2 separate regions of the Homo sapiens genome follow, and region 2 is linked to region 1. The links are chromatin loops, found by intact Hi-C in ENCODE. Cell type or tissue: PC-9. All regions are shown on one strand. Each heading gives the region's core, and the rest is flanking DNA. Links, peaks and the distances in the headings are about the cores only. Region 1 has its middle 43 kb from the start of MIR4444-2. Region 2 overlaps LINC02005 (long intergenic non-protein coding RNA 2005).

Region 1 (11,416 bases), core at 1,073-9,072:
GGTGTTCAAGGAATAGCAACAAATATAGTGTGGCTAGAATAAGTAGATTCGGGCCAGGTGCTGTGGCTCACGCCCGTAATCTCAACACTTTGAGAAGCCAAGGCAGGAGGGTCACTTAAGTCCAGGAGTTCAAGAACAGCCTGGGCAAATAGGGACCCCCCCCACTTCTACAGAAAAGGAAAGAAAAAGAAACACAAGAATAAGTAGACTCAGCAGGAGGCAGCATAGAGGAGGGCGAGATCAGGGAAATAACAAAGGAATGTGAGTCAGGCGTGCACATCCCATATGGCTTTTTACTGATACATCACAGTAAGAACCTTCTCTTTCACTCTGAGTGAAATGCAAAGTCGTTAGCAAATTTTGAGAAGTAAGACTGGTCAGGAGGCACAGAAACAATTTGGGCAAGTGATTAGGGTAGAGAGAGTTGTCTGGGTTAGGGGAGCAGGATGGCCATGGAGGGGATGACAAGAGTTTGAATTATGGATTTATTTCAAAGATATAGGAAAATAGGAACAGTTGAAGGTAACTTTAAGTTTAAGAAGATTGTTCTGGTTACACTGCCAATAAACAAGAGAACTAAGATTTAAATCCAGATCTGCCTGACTCCAAAGCTCAAGCTCTTAATTTTGACTGACGAGTCCTTGGTTTCTTCTCAGCTGCAGATGTCTGGGTGTCCCTAAAAAATAAACTCCAATATATGTTTTGATGGCAGTTATGAAGGTTCTAAAAATAATACAGCATAAATTCTAAAATTAAAAGATGTTGTACTCTGACTTGGAAGTACCTTTTCAAGTATAAAAGCAAGTTTCTGGTAAAAGCATAGAATCAGTGGTCATAGGATCTTCATTTATTCCCAGCGATAGCTGCGTGACTTTTTAGTCACCCCACCTAACTTTTTCCTATTTATATATCCTCATTTCTGCATTGTGAATACATATTATTTTTTTCTTAATTGTAAGACTTTTTTTCCCAAAAATATATACATTTTTGATATCAGGACATGAGAGAAAAACTGAACACTTTGAATTGCCTACTCTCCAAAAGAGAGAAATGACAGGACCACTAACCTCTGGATGATAGCAGCGTGGCAAGATAAAGGTCCCTTTTACCAAGAGAGCCCGAATTTTCAAGAAAAGATAGTAGGTCAGGTAATAGATGTTAAGTAGCTCGATTTGCTCTTTCTGCAGTGCATACATGGATCAAAGCATTATATTGTACCCTCATAAACATATACAATTATTATTTGTCAGTACAAATAAAATTAAAAAGAAAATGATAGTATGGGAACATGATTGTGTGTGGGAGAGGAGGTTGTGAAATTTCTGATTTTTCCATGGGGCAATTAATTCAATTCCATTTTTGGTTTTAATGATGTACAAGCCAGCGCTATATGGTTGCTGCCCCTTCTAATCTCGATATAAGAATACCAAGCTCTCAAGAAATGACCTTGAGGTAACTTAGCTCTTCCATCCCAACTAGATAGATTTATAATTTGATGATGTTCCAAATTAGATATAATATGGTGGTTCAAATTGGTATCATAAAGTGGATGTTTTATATACATATGTAAGGTTTGGAGTAGACTATATAGACACAAAGAACATGGGCTTAGTGTGAATGATAAACTGGTTACTAGATGCACCGAACACTGCTAACTTTAAGATATTTCAGTGACTCCTCAGTGTGAAGATGCAAGCATTTTAGACAAATAGTGATATCACTATCATTAACTGAAACAGTGGTTTCAGAAACACATTAATTTAATGTCAAATTTTTATAGTTCTAATTATGGAAACTTTTACTCAGAGAAAAGAAATTAAAAGATGTTTGTGGTAATAAACATTCTGTGATTGTGAAAGTACATAACTCTGCAATTGATGTTTGAACTATTATAAGCAAGCCTTTAAGACAATGAATAGCATTGTCAGCAGCACGACTTTGTCATCTATAGGTCGGTTGATTTTCCTTTAATTCTGTAGCATTTTACATTTATATAGAAATGTGTCTTTCAAAAAATGTGTATATTATTTTACAGTATCAACTGATATCTGATTTCTCACATTGCATAGCCACATTAATTTGAGAGACTAATTCAGCTGACAACTGAATTAGTAATTAATTAGTAAAAAACCTAATAATATTTGGCAGCAAGCAATGGAAGTAGCCTGGGTTGGTGCATTTATTCAAATTTTTAAATAAATAGGGGCCTGATAACTGTCACTGATGTGACAGTAGCAGCCTGGAGAAAAGGAAAATGGGCATTCACGGAATAATTAGAAAAAACAAAAAGAAGACACAGTATTCATATAGAGTAGGTCACTTACAGGTTTTGTTTTTTAAAGAACATCTTTTCCCCAGCCACAGTATAATTATAAGCTAAGAATAATTTCCAATATTGCACAATGAATGCATCCAGATCCTGTAATATTGATCAAAAGAGTGGATTAAAATGGAATATGATAGCAATTTCATGGAAGTCTCCCTTCCTAAATACTGACAGTTCTTTTTTTTTAAAAAAATCTGAAAGGTCCACTTATTTATTCCACAAACAATTTTTTAGAATTCACCATGTGACAGATAATATATTTAGTTCTGAATTTTTTAAATGTATTCTCATTTTTCTTCCACGCTGTCATCTTTTTAAAATGTTTAGACATTAAATTGACAAATACCAATTTTATATATTCAACATGTACCATGTAATGATTTGATATATGATACATTGTGTAATGATTACCACAATCAAATCAATTAAAACCTCCATTACCATCCATGCTGTATGTTAGGTCTCCAGAAATTACGCATCTTATAAATGAAAGTTTGTGCCCTTTGGCCAACATCTGACAGTTCTTAATTTAATTATTTATATGTTATAGCTAAAAATTCCTTTAAAGCATTAAAGCAACCTGGATAGAATTGGAGACTTTTTTTTTTTTTTTCTTCAAGGCGGAGTGTTGCTCTGTCGCCCAGGCTGGAGTGCAGTGGCATGATCTAGGCTCACTGCTACCTCCACCTCCAGGATTCAAGCAATTCTCCTGCCTCAGCCACCTGTGTAGTTGGGATTACAGGCGCCCACCACCAAGCTTGGCTAATTTTTTTTTTTTTTTTTTTTTGTATTTTTAGTAGAGACGGGGTTTCACCATGTTGGTCAGGCTGGTCTCAAACTCCTGACCTCGTGATCCACCTGCCTCGGCCTCCCAAAGTGCTGGGATTACAGGTGTGAGCCACCACGCCGGTCCTGGAGACCATTATCCTAAGTGAAGTAATTTGGGAATGGAAAAACAAACAGCGTATGTTCTCACTCATAAGCGGGAGCTAAGCTATGGGGATGCAAAGGCATAAGAATGATACAATGAGCTTTGGGTACTTGGAAGAAAGGATGGGAGTGGGGTGAGAGATAAAAGACTACACATTGGCTACGGTGTACACTGCTTAGGTGATGGGTGCACCAAACTCTCAGAAATCACCACCAAAGAACTTATTCATGTAACCAAACACCACCTGTTCCCCCCAAAAACTATTGAAATAATTTTTAAAAGCCACCCCCCACCCCACCCATCAATGAGACAGTAGCTGAGTTAGGACACAGCACTGTGATTCCTTTTAGTCAGAATTTCTTCCACCACCTGTTGCTTCGATTTCTTTCTCCTCATACCAGTCTTTGAGGTAGGGGCAATAGATTCTATGCCTATCATCCAGGGTATGCCCATTAAGATCTCAGCTCTGCAGCTTCCAGCTCTGCAGGCCGTGAGGCTGATTCCCAGTCAGTGCACTATACTCCCCTCCTTCCTCCTTCAGCTTGCCTCCAGGGATTTGCTTTTCCCCTGCCCGTTTTCAAAGCAGCTACCATCTGGGCCATTTCTCCCTCGTACCTCTTACCTGGGACCACCTCCATTGGAAATCGCCTGCCCAGTGCCTTCTTCCTGGGCACTTTGAAACTTTCACAAGTCCATTTTATATCAAGGGTTTTATCACTTACAGAGGAAGGAGGAGTTTGAAATGAATTATGGGGGTAGGGGGCAAGAATAACTAAGTGGAAGCTAATCCAGTTCTTGAATCTCACTTAATATTTTCTGATAAAGCCTCAGCAGCCCTTCTCTGAATATGTGCCAATGCAAAAACAAAATCAGCCGGCATAAAAACAAAAACCATCATATTGATAGAATTAACATATTAAAAGAAATACAAATTCGTAAGATAATACATGAGCTTCTCTTTTAGTACCAAGATTAAATGACAGGCATAATAATTACCATAATTACACAGTGCCTAAACAATACTGGCTCTACTTGCCACAATTGTAACTTGGTATGAAAATACCTTTGATTTCTTTTGTGGAATACACTAGAGATAATATAGCCTACATTCTTAATGGGAAAAAAACTGCTAACCTTCTATGAAAACAGATTTTTAAAATTTAAGTTCACTGACATAAGTAAAGAACTCTATTGGAACCATTGGCTCTGGAAGGTAGATCCTATTTATAGACAAAACTGCCTGAAATGGGAACATTCAAAGGAGGGAGAGAATACCATCAAAATCATCAATAATAGTAATAAACACCCAAGGGTCTGCAGCTGGGCTAGATGTTTTCTCCAGACCCTTAGCCATACACTGTGGAATCCACATTGCCTTTTCAAGAAGTCGTGGAGGAGAAGGAGCAAGTGCACTTAAATAAGTACAGAAATTGTGCAGTACAGAGGTGTGGGAGCAATATGTTAATAAGGAGGTGTAAGAAGAGAAGACAATGCCTTCTCTGCTTTCAAAGAATTTGCAGTTGAGAGGGAAATATGATTAACCATCCAGTTAATTACTAAGCAATGAAGAACTAAGCCACATTGTATTATGACATGAAATAAGTTGAAACGTGCATCTTAATAAACAGGTAGAAATAAAAATTCATTGTATTTTGTAATATTCTTACAGACAATAAAAATTCAGCAGGCTTTATTTTCTGTTATTAAGCATGGCTTGAGAAGCTCAAAACTCTCTGGGGAATGATATCCTTGCCAAGGGCACTCCCAGGCTTTTGTGATTTGTTGTCTCTTCTCCAGCACATTTTCAGCTTTCTAAAGGTAGGGCAGGGACTTGTTTCTTTGACCTGGCTTTTCATAATTGCTCTGGCTACCAATTTTATTTGTCCAATAGTGTCTTGGGAAATACAGTGTGAGAGTATGACAGAAGGGAGCTTTGAATAACTGGTATCCCATTTTGGAAAAATTTCCATGATGCAATTCAGTTAAACTTTGACTGAGGATAATAATAGATAAATGTCTTATGTATGATTTATATTCTAATGAATTTTTAAGCAGGATTTTAGTGAGAGCAGAAATAAGGTAGATAAAAATATCCACTTGTAAAATTTTTTACTAACATTTACATTTTGGTTCTGTGGCACTTTAACAGGGAAAATACAGTTAGCTTTGAGTATATATATTCAGACTTAAACCTTCATTATTTTTCTGAAGAGCACCTGTTTTGGCTATTTCATATATATCCTGATAAGGTGTACTTTATTTTAAAAAGAATGTATCATTGCAGAAATATAGAATGTGATTTTTAATCAACTTTTATCTGTTTTTGTCTGATTCATCATCGATATGAATGGAAATGCCCACTAGAGGTCTCTCCAACCTGAATTATTTCTAATTCCTGAAATGAGATTGTACTTCTTAAATGTTCCTTGCTTGCTTGTGAGAACTAGTAAAACTTCATTGCATTTGACATGATAACTGCCCAGGGCCTTAACATAGGAGAGTGGCACACACATTCAAACTGCTACTCCTGCGAGTCTATTTTATTTACATACAAGAATGTTAGTTTTACCCCCTATTCTACAGAGTTCATTTGACACGTTTTATGCTTTAGAGTGAGGATGGAAAGCATGTAAGCCCTTTAAAGAGAGTGACCACGTACTGTCAGTTTTTTTTTCAGCTTGCAGAAAACTGTGGTAGGCTATCAACTGGAAATAATTATTACGATTGTCAATTTTCAGCCCTGCTCTTATCAAATCACAGAAAATATATAAAAATTTCAATTCAAAGGAAGAACTTTCATGTGCAAACTCTAGAGACAACTTTTTGATCTTCTGATACATTTACTTTATTAATTATGTCAAATAAATTTCAGGAAGCTTGGCTTATGTGCAGTGTGCATTAGAGAGAGTCATCGCACTGTGTAATTTTAACATAATGAGTTTGTGTGTATGTGCACCTGTTTACATACATAAAGCAATTCTGACATTGCTTCAGCAAATACATAAATTAGCCTTTACTATATGAGTCTTAAAACATAAAATTAAAAGGCCAGAAAAGTTTAGTAAACCTATATTCTTTCTGTAGCTTTTAATCCCACACCCTGGTTCAAGACAAGTTAGAGTTGGTGACCAATGGGCAGGGTGTTCTACTGAGAAAAGTCAGGATTTAAGATCAGCTGTGGCCACTGCCCCCATATTCGATGGAGGTCACCCAATTTGTGAACTAATCCTTGGAAGTTAGATTAATTTTCTGTCATGGCTCAAGGAAACCTGCAAGCCAAATGAAGAAAAAAGGATAATTGACAAAGTGCAGTGACCCATACAAGTAAACTAAAAATGTGGCTAAGAGAAGAGAAAATAAATAAATCTATTGTCCTTGAACTCATAATTATTTTTCTTTTCAAAATCAAAGTCTACAGAATCCAGGCATTAGCAAGTTTGCATGTAAGAATCCATTACAGCACCTGTCCTTACTAAAATAACAAAAAGCAACGAAAAGGGTTTGCTTTATTCCTGAATCAGCTTGGATGAATAGTAAAGACATGTGGGCAAAATAATCTCAAGATACCAACTGTTTGGGCTGGAGGAATCCTAAACCCATGGTATTTTGCTGCTAGATTACTATAGCAATAACACCAACCCAGACAATAGTTGAACTTAAATTCCAAGCCACTGTAAGCAGAAATGTAATGGTTTGGAAACTCTTTCTCTCCATAAAAACAATAGTCAGTGGAAGACTCCTCCAAGATGAGACTGGAGTGGGAATAAACATTGAACCTGTGATCCTTCTAAGCAAAAGGATCTCATTTCCTCACAAAGCAGAGAGCAATAATGTGAGATGGCATGCATTCTTTTCAGGCAGAATTCAAAGTGATTATATACATCAATAATTGTTTAAAAGGAAGAGCTTTGGCTGGGCTCAGTAGCTCATGCCTATAATCTCAGTACTTTAGGAGGGTGAAGCAGGAGGATCACTTGAACCCAGGAGTTCAAGACCAGCCTGGGAAATCTAGGAAGCCCTCAACTCTACTAAAAATTTAAAAATTAGCCCAGCATGGTGGCATGAGCTTATAGTCCCAGATACTTGAGAGGCTGAGGCAGGAGGATTGCTTGAGCTCTGGAGGTCGAAGCTACAGTGAGTCATGATTGTGCCACTGCACTCCAGTCTAGGTGACAGAGTGAGATGCTGTCTTTAAAAAAAACAAGGAGGTTTTATAAAATTAATAAGCAGAAGGCCAGGCACAGTGGCTTATGCCTATAATCCCAGCACTTTGGGAGGCCGAGGCGGGAGGATTGCGAGGTCAAGAGATCGAGACCATCCTGGCCAACATTTTGAAACCCCGTCTCTACTAAAACTACAAAAATTAGCTGGGCTTGGTGGTGCATGCCTGTAGTCCCAGCTATTTGGGAGGCTGAGGCAGGAGAATCGATTGAACCCGGGAGGCAGAGGTTGCAGTGAGCTGAGATTGTGCCACTGCACTGCAGCCTGGTGACAGAGCAAGTCTCTGTCTCAAAATAATAATAATAATAATAATAATAATAATAATAATAATAATAATAATAAGCAGAAATAGCTAGCCACAGTACTGGTTTTCTAGTATTTTTACTGACAATACAAAAATCACTTTACATTGTGGTCCTAGACACATTCACACATATATAACTGACAAAATATTTATCCTTACTCTGCACTATTTACTCAGTTACTTTATAGTCTATTTCTATTAATTATTTTAATGCTTGTTGTTACCCACAAAATCGATTTTCTAACCCACTAATTGGTCATAAGTCACAGTTTGAAAATCCTTAAATGAAAGAATAATGTATGGACGGAATCAATTTTTGTAAACCTAAATTCTCATGGGAAAAGTAATGAAGATCACATATTTTAATATAAAAAACAACTGTCTCTGGGTAATGGATTTTGTGATTTATTTTCTTACCTTTATTAACATATCTTCCTTCAGGAAGTTATATTTCTTGGGGAAATGGTAAATTGAATCACATCCCATGAAAGAAATATTTTAGAATCTTTCAAATTACGAGAATGTCCTAATTCCCGATATCCATTTGGAACCCCCTCCATCAATAGATTTAGCTGGTGAATTTCCTACCAGCAACCATAATGACATCCCTACTCTCTTACTTCCCAACTCAGAGTACCTCAAACAGGAATAAAGAAAGGAAAGAAAGAAGGGCTGGGGGCGGTGGGGCGAAGAAGGAGGGAAGGGAAGGGTGGGAAGGAAGAGTGAATCTCATATACCTACTCCTAGTTCCTTTACCCAAGGTGTTTGTGTGTCGTGGGGGTAGGTTGGTTTGGGGCTTAGGGCTTATTGTTATATTGCCTAGAACCTGGACTGGATTTTTAAAGTCCTGATTGGGCCATTCATTTCATTAGCCCTGTGAATTTGAGAAACTTACATCCTGCTTTTCTGTACCTCACTTTCCCTATTTGTATAATAAATTAGCTTTGCTAAGATTTACTTCCCACTTCTATATCCACTAGCTATATTAGATCAGGAGGAGTTATGTCAATAACTGGTTTCTCACTTGCATATATATCAATTATTGATAATTCAAAATTCATATTTCTTGCTTTATACCAAATTCCAACACAGGAAGAGTACTAAAAACTGACTGCCTTTATTATGAATTAAATTTAGCTCCGTGGCTAAATCAGATCTAATGAGTCCTTTTGTAAAAATATGTGTTAAGATTTCTATTACTATCTTATTTGACCACTTGAACTTATAACTTCATAAAATTAAAAGAAAACCTATTTACCATGTGTGCAGACATGTCACTCTGCTCCCATAGGAACATATTTAAACAGTCTATATATCCTATAAATATTTGCTTACCTAATTTTTAGTGTTAAAGATCAAAGTAAGTTATATTTAATAGAAGGTCATGCAAGGAGCTTTAAAAAGCTCTATTCATACTCTTTGAGATGCTGCAGATATTTCCAGGGCTCACCCAACTGCCATTCAAAGAAGTCACTCCTGCTATTGACAGTAAGTGTTCAAGGAAAACATTCTCTCTGGGAACAAGTTACAAGACTTCCATATTGGCAGGAGGTTTTTTTCTTTTCTTTTTCTTTTTTTTCTTTTTTTTTTTGAGATAGGGTTCAGCTCTGTTTCCCAGGCTGAAGTCCAGTGGCATAATCACAACTCACTGTGACCTCCAACTTTTGGGCTCAAGTGATCGTCCTCCCTTAGTCTCCCCACTATAGCCCCAAATAGCTGGGACTACAGGCATGAGCCACCATACCTGGCTATCTTTTAAAATTTTTGTAGAGACAAAGTCTTGCTATATTGTCCAGGCTGGTCTCGAACTCCTGGCCTCAAGCAATCCTCCTGTCTTGGCCTCCCAAAGCCCTGAGCAACCACACCTGGCCCAATATGTAGGATTAACAGACAATTCTGAATTCATAAGTGGATGGTTGAGAAACTGGCAACATGTGGGCCAAATTTATCTCCAAAGAAGTATTCTTTGGCCCTTGGAGGTTTAATTTTTTTAATTAGTTGCAAAACTAAAAAAAAATGAGAGATTACACAAGTTTGCTTTCAGCTTCCTTTAAAGAGTCATATAACAAGTCTACCCTGGGTCTACATTCCTAGAAACTCCCTCAATGGACCTGAGTAGTGATGGCCACTTTATGATGAGCAGGGGCTTCCCAGGTCAGCATACCCTAACCTGCACCCTTCCATTCATGCAGGTTGGTCTGCCTAGACTTTTTAAGCATTTGAGCTTGAGACCCCTATTGTTAGCAAACATGCTAGGTACAATATCATGAGTTAATCAACAGACAGTTACTTGATGTAATTAATTAGAAAATAAGTAACACCAGTAGCAGAAAGTAACCAAAAACAATTCATAAGGTTTCATGCAACTTCTCAATCTAAGTGCACTTGTTTCTACCTTATTTTCAAGCCTCTTTGGCTTCATCTTGGTATATTTACCTTTATTCACCCCTCCCCACACGCTTTTTGCCTCTGAGAGATATTTTGGTAAAATGCAGATAATAGCACCTGCTCAGCCCACCTTTCTGAAAGTCCAAGTACAAAAGTGCTACATGAGTTCAAGGTATTATTATATCCGTTATCATTCAGGCTCAGACACGGGTAGGTTCTTCTAGACCCTGCGGCTCTGGCTGGATTGAAGTCTCATGTATCAGCAGGAACAGGTAAAGCTGGCTAGATGCCTTTTAAACTCATTTACTGCAGTACTTGGTTCTCCTATACTGGTGTTGAAGTAGCTCTTTTTCTCTGTCAGCTCAGCAGTCAGTCCAACCAAAACTAAGTAAGTAAATAAAAATCCCCCCCTTTTCCTGTGACAACAACTGAAGCTGCAGACCTACATGCACCAATAGAATCCAGGCTACTAATTATAAATAGTGGTGGTGAATAACACAATAGTGGTGATGAATAACACAAATGTACCATACTAATAAGAAGAGTATCCAAATATGTCCAAATTTGCCAGTAGGTCCATTCAAGTGCAACATGGCTCTGCCAGCATGCAGAAAGGGTGCTGCAGTCCACAGAAGGAGATGTGTTTTCAAGCCAGTCCATTTCTCCAGAAAGTAATCCACAGTTGTGTTGTCTTTGAATGTTCTGCATCATTGTGTAAAATGTTAAAATAGTTCAATGTAAAAATACAGAGGCAAAGCAATCTGTCAACCAAAGGACTCGCAAATCTATGCATTTCACCATGGTCATTGTCTTCTGAGCTTCAGGCTCATCACCTCACCATCACTCTGACATCCCACAATGGTATGGAGTTTTTTTCTGTATTTTTTTAAATCATAAAATTCTCAGTGCCCAGAATGCTATCTAGCATATAGAGGGTATGCAATGCCTTCTTGAGTTTGAAGGATACCACCCAATAAATATCTAGAATTTAACTTGTCTAGGATAAGACTTCTGATTTCCATCTTCCACCTCCAAACCTGCCCCTTTCCTGTTTTGTCTTTGCAATTGGCACTGCCATCCTCCCAGTTATTCAGTGACACTGATTCCTCTTTTCCTTACTCCCACTTCCAATCAGCAAGTTATTTTGGCTCTACCTCTGTGATGTGGCCCACATCTGTCCCCTTTTCACTGCCATTACTGCTACCCTAATACAAGTCTCTTGGTTGGACAACTCCAGAAACATCCC
Region 2 (11,416 bases), core at 1,345-9,344, 1.3 Mb after region 1:
GAACCACTGCTCTAAACTACTTTCACTCAAAAACGTAGACTATGCTCTAGTTAACAGACTATGAACATAAGGAGCTTGTGCCAGCATGCAAATCAACTATGTCACTAAGCATACTGTTTACTTCAAATGACATTTTTTTTTTCAATAGCAAGACTTTTTTAGTAAGGAAGCAATGTGTGGATTTTCATTTTGGAGCGAGCTGTTTATCTCATCAAAGACCAGCACTATGGATAGTGCTGCTATAAATTATTGTGGTATATTGCCTCCCTGAAATGGTAATATTCAATAAGGATTTGATAAATTACTTTTCAAGTTATTTTCCCCCTTAAGCCTGTATTAGATAGTCTTTATTCTGGCAATACACTTCTCATCAATAATCAAAAATTATTATAAAGCTGAGTTTAATAAATGGCTCTTAGGTTTGGTTTGAGTGTTTGATTGTATTGCTCTCTCCCTGACCTTCAGGTTACTAGGTGACATTCCTGATTGGAAAAGCTCAGTGCCCAGCTAGACAGCTTGCCCCACACTAGGCTATTATAAGGTTTGACAACTTGGTCCAGAATAGTCATTGCAATCTACAAGTAACTGGAGGCTGTGTGGTTCCCATCCTCTCCCACTCCCCTTAGGGACACTGCAGTTGGGGAAGATGGGAACTACAGAGTCTCCAGTTACCTGTAGATTGCAATAATTATACTAGCTGTTTTCCCAATAAAAATTCTATTGTCTTATCCTCCTTTACCATCTCAGCAACTAATATTCATAAATAGCAACACCTTCTGAGAGTTAAAGTACTAACAGCAGCAGCAGCAACACTATTTAAGAATAATTGAATGCTTCATTATGTACTAAGCATTAAGAGCTGCATATACATTAGCTCAGATAGTTTTCACAATAACCATATGAAGTAGGCACTATTATAATATCCATTTTACAGATAAGGAAACTGAGATCAGAAAAATCCAGTGCCATGACAGAGGTATTTTGGCTGGAATCAGCCCAGATAGAACTCTGAAATTTGTTCATTTTTTTCTTGAACTTTTTATTACATAGAATTTCAAACATAGAAGAAATAATAGACAGAAGAATATAATAAACTTCATAAATAAGTCACCAGTTACAAAAATTAGCAACTCATGGACAATCTTGCTTTAATCCAAAACCAAATCTGCTTTCTTTCCCTTATTACTGGAAAGCAAATCCCACACAGCATCATCCATAAATATTTCAGTACGTTTATCTAAAAGATAAGGACTATTTTTAATAAACATAAATTTCAAGCCATTATCAGACATAAAATATCATTGATTATATCAATATTATTAAATATCATCAATTGTATCATAAATGTTATGAATGTTTCTTTTTCTATTTTATGGTTCTTTAGTTTGCATCAGAATCTAAGTAAAATCAATTCATTGCAACCAGTTGATCTATGACTTCAGTCTCTTTTAATCTCTCCTTTCATTTGCAATTTATTTGTCATAAAAGTTGGGTTGTTGGACGGGTACGGTGGCTCACGCCTGTAATCCCAGCACTTTGGGAGGCTGAGGCAGGCAGATGACTTGATGTCAGGAGTTCAAGACCAGCCTGGCCAACATGGTAAAACCCTATCTCTACTAAAAATACAAAAATTAGCCAGGTGTGGTAGTGTGTGCCTGTAGTCCCAGCTACTTGGAAGCTGCTGCAGGATAATCGCTCGAACCCAAGAGACAGAGGCTGCAGTGAGCCAAGATCACACCACTGCACTCCAGGCTGAACCACAGAGCAAGACTCTGTCTCAAAAAAAAAAAAAAAAAGTTGGAATGTTAATCCTATAGAGCAAGCATCTGTGTCATCTATTGTTTATTTTTTCAAACTTTTAAAAATTTAAATACATACATACATACATACATAAAATAGAGCAATAAAATTTAAAACCATCTTTTAACCATTTTTAGCTTGAGGGTGTACAAAAACAGTCAAGGGACAGTTTAACCACTATAGTGGAATGTTCCACAGTCTGAATTTTGAGGATTGCAACCTCTTGTTGTCATTAATATGTGTATTAGTCCATTTTCACACTGCTATAAAGATACTACCTGAAACTGGGTAACTTATAAACAAAAGAGGTTGAATTGACTCATAGCTTCACATGGCTGGAGAGGCCTCAGGAAAGTTCTAATCATGGCAGAAGGTGAAGGGGAAGCAAGGCACATCTTACATGGCAGCAGGAGAGAGAGTGCAGGGCAAACTGCCACTTTTAAACCATCAGATCTTGTAAGAACTCCCTCACTGTCATAAAAACAGCATGGGAAAAACTGCCGCCATGATCTAATCACCTCCCACCAGATCCTTCCCTCAACACTTGGGGATTACAATTCAAGATGAGATTTGGGTGGGGACACAGAGCCAATATCAACCATATCAACGTGTTTCTCTATTCTTTGTATTTTCTATAAATTGTGGCTGGATCTAAAGCTTGATGAGATTCAGGATCAATCCTTTTGACAAGCTACATCATAGGTAGTGTATTCTTCCACCAAAAAGGACATAATGTCTGGCTTTTATTCTTCCCAAATTTCGTTTTTAACATTAATGTTCTGTGTAAGTACTTGACTTCAAAGAACTTCAAAGTATCTTATGGGCACATAAAATACATACATATATATATATATAACAATATCAAATAAGTGGTTTCCTTATTCTTACAGTGTTTTTTGAGTGACTTCTCTGCTAGGCATTGAATTAGGTATGTGGTATATCGAGATGAAAAAGCCAGAGGCTCTACCGTCAAGGAGTTGTCTTGTGGTAAGTGTTTCACTGATGCCATGTAGCACAGCCAGTCAAATAACGAACCTGGCTTGTAGTGAACCAGGGAAGCTGCACCCGGCAAGAAGGAAATAGAATGATAAACATTCATAGGAAATAGAGATCAGGTTCTCTTGCTCTGGGACAAGGATGCTTTGTAGAATTATGATGTCAGTTGGACTCAAGACAATGGGAAAGACTTAGAGAGATGAGGTCAATCATCTCTGTAGATTCCAATGAGGAGGAATCCTATGAGCTGCAGTACCAGTGCAGAGGGGCATAAGATGTGTGCATGGCCAGGAAGATGAGCAGCTGGGTGAAGCAGAGGGGCTGTTTAAGGGTTATCATGGGCAGACCTATCATTTTAGGCAATCCCATTTATAAAATCTCCAGAGTCAGACAATCCTTTGGTAACCATCTAGTTGAGTAACAACAACAACAACAAAAACAATGATATCAAGCACATTTTTATTATTTTATTGAGTCTTCATAGGAATATCATTGGGTAAGCGTTATTAGTCTCCATTGTACAGCTGAGAGAAAGGAGTTCCAAAACTCTTCATTCTCCCTCTACTCAAGTTTACCCAAGTTGTAAATGCCAAGGCAAGGATCTGAACTCAGGTCTGTGCTACGATTCATTTATATGGGCACAGATTTCCCCTGAAAGAATACCATGTTGACCCAATCTCTCATGAAGGATCTCTCATGTTGGGGGTTGTTCAGGATTCCACATCCCAGGAGGGGCTACCACATTTCTTCTTCAGATACTTATTTCTGCCCCTAATCATTTAGACGACTTTAAAAAAATGTTTTTTCAAGAGAAGAACAATATGGTAAAATAGCAAGCTTGAGAAAAGAGGAGTAAAGCAAATGAATTGTCATTCTGGTCAATACAGTTGCTCTGATATAAAATCTGTCTCTAGGCACCAAGAAAAAAAGGAAATAGAAATAAGAAGTAGAGAAGAAACTCATATTTATTGAGACTGTCTGCACCTGGCACTGTCCTGGCACTAATTAACATAATTCATATAATGTCAAAACATCCCTGTGAGGTAGCTGAGAGATGATAGTTTTTTTTAACTTTTAAGTCCAGGATACATGTACAGGCTTGTTATATAGGTAAGCTTGTGTCACAGCAGTTTGTTGTACAGGTTATTTTATCACCCACCCAGGCATTAAGCCTAGTACCCATTAGTTATTTTTCCTGATGCTTTCCCTCCTCCCACCTTCCACCCTCTGATAGGACCCAGTGTGTGCTGTTCCCCTCTATACGTCCATGTGTTTTCAGAGAGATAATAGATTTTTTAAAGACAAAGTTCCTACATGTAGACCAAAAGAAATTTCTCACGTAGGAGGATATTGAGTTATATAAGAGCCAATGCTACAGTATCAGCAAAAACTTTGAAAATAGCACACACAGGGACACCGCTACCAGTTAATACCCAAATCGCCATCCTCAGCCACCTTTGCCTGTTAATACCCACATATTGGCAAACTCATGTGAATGAAATGATCCCACTGTGCAATTTTAGTCTGTCCAAGATTTATATGGGTTCAGACTGAGGTGAGTAGCAAAAACTAGAAAGAGCCAAGAAAACTGGTAAGCAGAAATAATAAGCAGAACAACAATAATTATAATACATGAAGACAAGCAGGTAGTCATCTGAAAAATAGAGTGGAGAGTGTAGAGTAAAATAAGGAAAAAATGCAAACCTGTATAACTTGAACTTCAAAGGCAGATTGGTAAGGCCAACTTCTCCACAGCAGACAGCTTCAAGAGAATGGATTTCTCTGGTTCAAAGTTGGATTCTGAAAGAAAGTTTTCCCCACAGATATTTTTCCTCAGTCCAGTCAGTTTAGCCTCAGTAGCATCTGGTGGTAGGAGAACCATGGGGTATCCTATAGAGACAGAGAGGATGATTTGATTATTCCCATAATAATATTCATACACAAGAATGATATGGCTAGATGTTAAATTGAGGGGGGAGGCCGGGCGCAGCGGCTCACACCTGTAATCCCAGCACTTTGGGAGGCCGAGGCCGGCGGATCACGAGGTCAAGGGATAGAGACCACCACCCTGGCTAACACGGTGAAACCCGGTCTCTGCTAAAAATACAAAAAATTAGCCAGGCATGGTGACACACGCCTGTTGTCCCAGCAACTTTGGAGGCTGAGGCAGGAGAATCGTGTGAACCTGGGAGGTGGAAGTTGCAGCGAGCCAAGATTGCACCACTGCACTCCAGCCTGGGCAACAGAGCCAGATTCCATCTCAAAAAGAAAAAAAAAAAAAGTTGAAGTGGAGGGGAATGTCCATTAAAATATCTAGTTCAAAGTGTCTCAAATTAAAGTATTTCCCAAACAAGCTGAAAATAACATTTGTTAAATGAAATTAAATATTTGTATTGAATTTGACCATTCCTTAAACGCTACTAAACTCAACATTTCCTGTGGTCAGACCATGCAGATCTCCTCTTATGATAAACGGTAATTGCCAAACGATTATAGGTAAATATTCCCCTGTCATTTCTTTTGAGAGGGAACCTACTAGGTTAATGTGAACTGGGCTAAAAATATTGATTCCAGAAATGAGTATGAAATGTTGTGATTTCCAATTATTCTAAGAAATTGGTCTTTGAAATCCTGAATTATGAAAGGATAAAGTGGCTCCACTTTAATCTGTGAAACAGGACTCTATTTAGACTCCATAGTCAAGTTCCTAGGAAAAAACTTTAGACAGGAATAATGGTTGGCATCTAATGTTGTTGACTGGTGCCCTCCAGTGGCAAAACTTCATGGAGTGTTCAATCCAGTAAAATTCAAAGTGTCTTCTGTTTCAATTCTCAGGCCTTTTGAACATATGAGCCCAAACTTTTTAAGAGCCCAATAGTTGGGAATAAAACCACAAAGGCTTTAGACTGTACTTGGTTTTACACTGTATGGTCATAAAATGCTAGAGAAAAAGGTTGTTTGCCTTTAAAGTAAGGCTGGAAAAAGACCGAGAGCCACAGGAGATTATAATGACTTGGCAGGAAGATATTGGGCAGGCATTTTAGAATCTTCAGGCTGTATCCTCACCCTTTCCCTGTTGTATCAAACTCCTTTATGGTATTATTTCCTGTTTAGCTGGAAGGAATGACATATCCCCAAATGCGCAGGTCCTGGGCATTGAGGAGATGCCAGTTATCCTGCCTGTTAATATGAATGTGCCCTGAGGATACTGATGTTTTTCACATGACAAATGTCTAGCTTTGGATGTCCTAGTCATACTGTGGGTCATTTATTTTCTTTCTTATTTTAAAGTCTTTTCTTTGGAAGGCCAAGGCAGGTGGATGACTTGAGGCCAGGAGTTCAAGACCAGCCTGGGTAACATGGTGGCCCAGCTATTTAGGAGGCTGAAGCAGGAGAATGGCCTGTACCCAGGAGGTGGAGGTTGCAATGAGCTGAGATCACGCCACTGCACTCCAGCCTGGGCAACAGAGTGACACGCTGCCTCAAATAATAATAATAATAATAATAATAATAATAAAAGTCTTATCTTGACCTCCTCAGGATGCTGTGTCCCTGGGCCCTCTCTGTTTCCTTTCTGATCTCCTACATTGCTTTCCCCCACCTCCCACCGGGGTCTTCCTTTTAGCATCCATCCATGTCCTCACTTCCCTTTGGGTCTGAAGGGGAAGACAAACCTGTCAGCCATCAAGAGAGGACCAGACTCCCTCTAAATTCTTGAGGATCTTGATATATTAAAATATAAAGAAATGCCAAGTTATATTTAGTGGTATATTTTGTTTCTGAAATTGGAGTCTGTTTTCCTGTTAATAATTTTGACACAAATGCAATATAATTGTCTTATTTGTAAGATGATTACAGAGACTATTTTTAAAAATCTAGCTCTAAGTGTACTAAGAGAAGGGTGCTCCAGAACTAGGTCACAGGTATGAAAGTATATGATGACGTCATTCTTCTTCAATCCTGTCAATACATCTCTCTGACAATAAGTATGAATTTGTAGAGAAAATATGATAGCATTAAAATGCAGTTGCGGCTAGGCACGGTGGCTCACACCTGCAGTCCCAGCCCTTTGTGAGGTGCAGTGGGCAGATCACTTGATCTCAGGAGTTTGAGACCAGCTTGGGCAACATGGCAAAACCCCATCTCTACCAAAAATACAAAAAATTAGCTGGCATGGTGGCACATATCTGTGGTCCCAGCTACTCAGGAGGCTAAGGTGGGAGGATCACTTGAGCTGGGAAGGCAGAGGTTGCAGTGAGCCGAGATCACACCATTGCACTCCAGCCTGGGCAACAGAGTAAGACTCCATCGCAAAGAAAAAAAAATGTAATCGCCTACTGGGTTCATCTTCCTGCCCACTGCATGGACAAATTGATTAACTGAGACTGCAAGCATTGCAGTAAAGAGTTTAATTGACACGAGGCTGGCCACATGGACATAGTTACCACTCAAATCAGTCTCCCGGAAGGCTTGGAGATTAGGGTTTTTGCAAGCATAATGTGGTAGGCAGGGGGCTAGGGAATGGGGAATGTTGATTGGTTGGGATGAAATCACAGGGATGTGGAAAATGTTCCCTGTGCACTGAGTCAGCCTGTGTGGGGATCACAGGACCAGTTGGGTCATGAGTTGCCAGTCTTGGTGAAGTCAGCTGCTTGTCAGAAATGCAAAAGTCTGAAAAGAAATCTCAAAAGGCAAATCATGGGTTCTACAATAGTGATGTAACCTACAGGAGAAATTAGGGAAGTCACAAATCTCATGACTTCCAAACGGTAGCTCATTATCACTTAACTATACCAACATCTTAACAGAACTCAGGTCCCTCTCATAATTCTAACCTTGTGAATTTTCATTGGTTTTACAAAGGCAGTTTAGTTTGGGGAAGAGCTATTATCATTCTTGCTTTAAGGATAAACTATAAATTAAATTCATCCCAAAGTTAGCTTGGCATATACCCAGGAATGACTAAAGGACAGCTTAAAGTTCAGAAGCAAGATGCAGTCAACTATGTCAGATTTCTCTTACTGTCATAATTTTGCAAAGGCGCTTTCAAAAAGTCTAAAATTATATATCAATAGTCTAAGCCCTTCCTGAATGTGAACTGTGGCCCAAAGGGTGGCTCAACTTGCTCTGGGAGAGTGAGTAAGAAGTAGGTATATCTATGTGACTAAACAAGGAAGCCAGTTTGGGCACAGAAATGTGTTGGTATTGAGGAAAGTATTTCAATTAGGACAGATAGTTAGAAGTCTCTTAGTAATATCCAACCACAGAACCCACAGTTAATTCAGATTCAAAGTGCACAAATTTTAACTGCACAAAAAGAATGTGAGTCTCCTCATCCCTGCATCACAGATTTGGGGAGAGCATGTATCATTACAGTGAAAATAATCACCTGGGACTGGAGCCGATGGTTAAGGACCTTTGTTTTCAGATGCTCACATCCACTAGAGATAGTTTATATTCTAATGATTTTATCAACTCTTCCTAATATTTTATACCATCTAGAGGAAATAGGAAAAGCTAATTATAGCTTACCTTCATTATCCTTGTCATCATAGTTAAACTACTCCAGTCTGTGTTTGCAGATTGACATAGGCAAGCAGACTTTTGAGTGTGAATCAGAACAACTATTTTAGGAAATAACGTTACTATTCTCTGTACCAGTTATCTCCCTTCCTTCTCAGAGCCCTCTGAGAAAGGATGGGGGTCATTCTCACTCAGCCTAGGTCACACAGCTGCCTAGAAGATGTGAGTTTCTTGACTCCCAATCTCATTATCTTTCCATTTTGCCAACTTAAGAGTTAAATAATAACGACTCTCCTGTTGCTAAAATGTTACACATAATCCCTCTCCATTACTGCAATATTTTAACTAGAATCTACCCCTTCATGGATTTTCTTGCTAAGTAATGCTTGAAGAGAAATGTTCAAAGTCAGTACTCCAACACTAAGGAATCAAGACAGAAAAGCAATGGTACAGTTCAGAAAGATCAAAGTTTGGGGAGGTCATTATGGGAATTTATTTCATTTTGAAAGAATACAGGCAAATGCTTGTATTTAGGGTGTGAACTAATTGGCGATATGCATATAGTGGCATAATTTAACATCTCTTTCTATTCAGTCAGTGATTCTTAGCCTGTTTTGGATCACAGACACCTTTGAGGAGTTATAGAAAGCCATAGACCCTTTCCTCCCCACTTCACCCCTGACCCAAATCACATAGGCACTAAAGGTTGTATTCAGTTCCAGGGGATTCACTGACCTAGTTTTAGAATCCTTATTCTAGATACATGGCTCCCGACTGTACAATGTTTCCCTTGGGGGACATTTAGAATGTCTGAAATATTTTTGGTCTTCACAACTGGGAAGGCACTACTCACATCAAATAGACAGTTGTCAAAGACATCTGCTAAATAGCCTATCATGAGTTGTGCTGCCCCCTTAACCAAATACGTTTTTGTTCAAAGTCTCTGAAGTGCCAAGGTTGAAAACACCTGCTACGAATCTGCACTGTCCAATACAGTAGCCAGGAGCTACACAGAGCTCTTGAAATTGTGGCTAGACTGAATTGAGATGTACTAGAAGTACAAAATACACACCAGATTTCAAAAACTTCATACATAGCTGTAAGATATTGCGTTAATGATGTTTTGTATTGACTACATGTTGAAATAATATTTCAAATTTACTTGGCTAAAGAAAATGTATTAACATAAAGTTCATCTGTTTCTTTATACTTTTTGTAATGTGGCTACCAGAAAATTTAAAATTACATATTTGTCCATAGCTGTGGATACATTTCATTGGATAGACATGCTCTCGATGCTTTATAAAATTGAACTATTGAAAACTAATTAAGATTCTGATTCTAAAGCAAGGGTGAGCAAACTAAAGCTAAAACTCATCCACTAGGTGTTTTTGTAAGTAAAGTTTTATTGGAACACAGTCACACACATTTGTTTGCCTATTGTTAATGGCTGCTCTCACAAAAGCAGAGCTGAGTAGTTGTGACAAATACTGTATGGCCAGAAAACTCTAAAATATTTATGATCTGGCTTTTTACAGAAAACATTTGCCAATCCCAGATCCAAGGTCATGTCCACTACAGGGGCGGGATAAAAACTTTGCCATCCTGACAGTAGTAATATTTCCATATTTAAAGTAAGTAAATTTGGGACATTTGAAGAAGAGCTGGCTGAAAGGATGGAAGGCAGGTGTAACAGAACACACTAATTGGCTATGCTGTCCTCATATGACTGTATTTTATGTTGCTATTCAACTGGAATATGGCTCTCTATGACGGAGAATAGGAAAGATAATATCTCCTGTTAAAAATGGGTCATTGAGGCCGGGCACGGTGGCTCACGCCTGTAATCCCAGCACTCTGGAAGGCCAAGGTGGGCAGATCATCTGAGGTCAGAAGTTCGAGACCAGCCTGGCCAACATGGTGAAAACCCACCTTTACTAAAAATACACAAATTAGCTGGGCATGGTAGTCCCAGCTACTCGGGAGGCTGAGGCAGTAGAATCGCTTGAACTCGGGAGACAGAGGTTGCAGTGAGCCAAGATCATGCCACTGCACTGTAGCCTGGGTGACAAAGCGAGATTCCGTCTCAAAAAAAAAAAAAACAAAAAAAAAAAGGAAAGAAAGAAAGAAATGAGTCCTTGATTCAGCCAACAAGTATTTATTGAGGATCTAATATATGCTAGGCACTGTTCTTAGAGTTGGAAATACAACAGTGAACAGAAATAAAGTCCCAGCACTCCTGGGGCTTATAGGCTACTGTGACAGAACACCTCTCTGAGATAAGTGAAATATCAAGAATGTCAAGTATATCAAGAAGAATACTCGAGTATGTCAAGTGGCGATAAGTGCAAAGAAATACAGAACAAGTTAATAGAATAAAGAGCCTTGGGGTAGAGGTGATACAATTTGATTCGGAATGCTATTGTCATGGAAGGCTTCTCTGAGTAAGCACATTGGAGGGTGTGGAAAACACAATTGTAAGCCTTCCCTAAGGACAATCTGATACTATGTGTCTAAATCTTAAGGGTGACCCAGTAATTCTACCTAGTTATTTAACACAAGCAATTATGGAAACTAGTGTTCCAGAATGTTCCCTGGAGCATTTTCACCATAATAAAAAAAAAAAAAGGAAACTACTTAAGTATTCAACTAAGTTTATTAATATAAACAATGTACATGGCATAGTAAGCTTTTTAAGAAAAAAGTATTATATTAATACTTATATAATTCCAGTTTCATAAAAATATAAAAGCATTGTGTTTGCAGAGAAAAAATTCTTAAAGTCTTAACCCAAATGTTAGGATCTGTAAAAGGTCAAATTTTAGGTGTCTCTTACATGCATCTGTATATCTCTCTGTAGCATCATCTTTTAAAAATAACTCATAAACAAATAGTTATAAAAAAAAGAAAGGAGACAAGGCCTGGTGGCTCACGCCTGTAATCCCAACATTTTGGGAGGCCAAGGAGGGCAGATGGCTTGAGCTCAAAAGTTTGAGACCAGCCTGGGCAACATGGCAAAACCCCATCTCTAGAAAAAATACATAAATTAGCTGAGAGTGATGGTGCATGCCAGTAGTTCCAGCTACTTGGGAGGCAG

What was found. Hi-C counts contacts between places; a loop is a spot of excess contacts. Peaks named below come from ENCODE experiments on the same cell type or tissue, not always from the same donor. Only the 100,000 strongest peaks of a DNase experiment are listed, where the experiment ranks them.
Region 2: a loop joins it to region 1, with 6 times the contacts of the local background. A loop is called at or near these places in 27 of 110 quality-filtered maps.

The regions. Positions count from the first base shown.
Region 1 is chr3:75,166,023-75,177,438 of GRCh38, reverse strand. No RefSeq gene overlaps it. Among named protein-coding and RNA genes, the nearest start is that of MIR4444-2, 43 kb to the left of the region's middle. In PC-9, for the core only: a CTCF peak has its summit at 5,603 (motif pointing right); no DNase peak of the experiment used is centred there.
Region 2 is chr3:73,863,046-73,874,461 of GRCh38, reverse strand. It overlaps LINC02005 (long intergenic non-protein coding RNA 2005), which reads right to left. Exons shown (of 4, transcript NR_146637.1): 3 at 4,501-4,686. Among named protein-coding and RNA genes, the nearest start is that of LINC02005, 60 kb to the right of the region's middle. In PC-9, for the core only: CTCF peaks have their summits at 5,359 and 5,558 (motif pointing left); no DNase peak of the experiment used is centred there.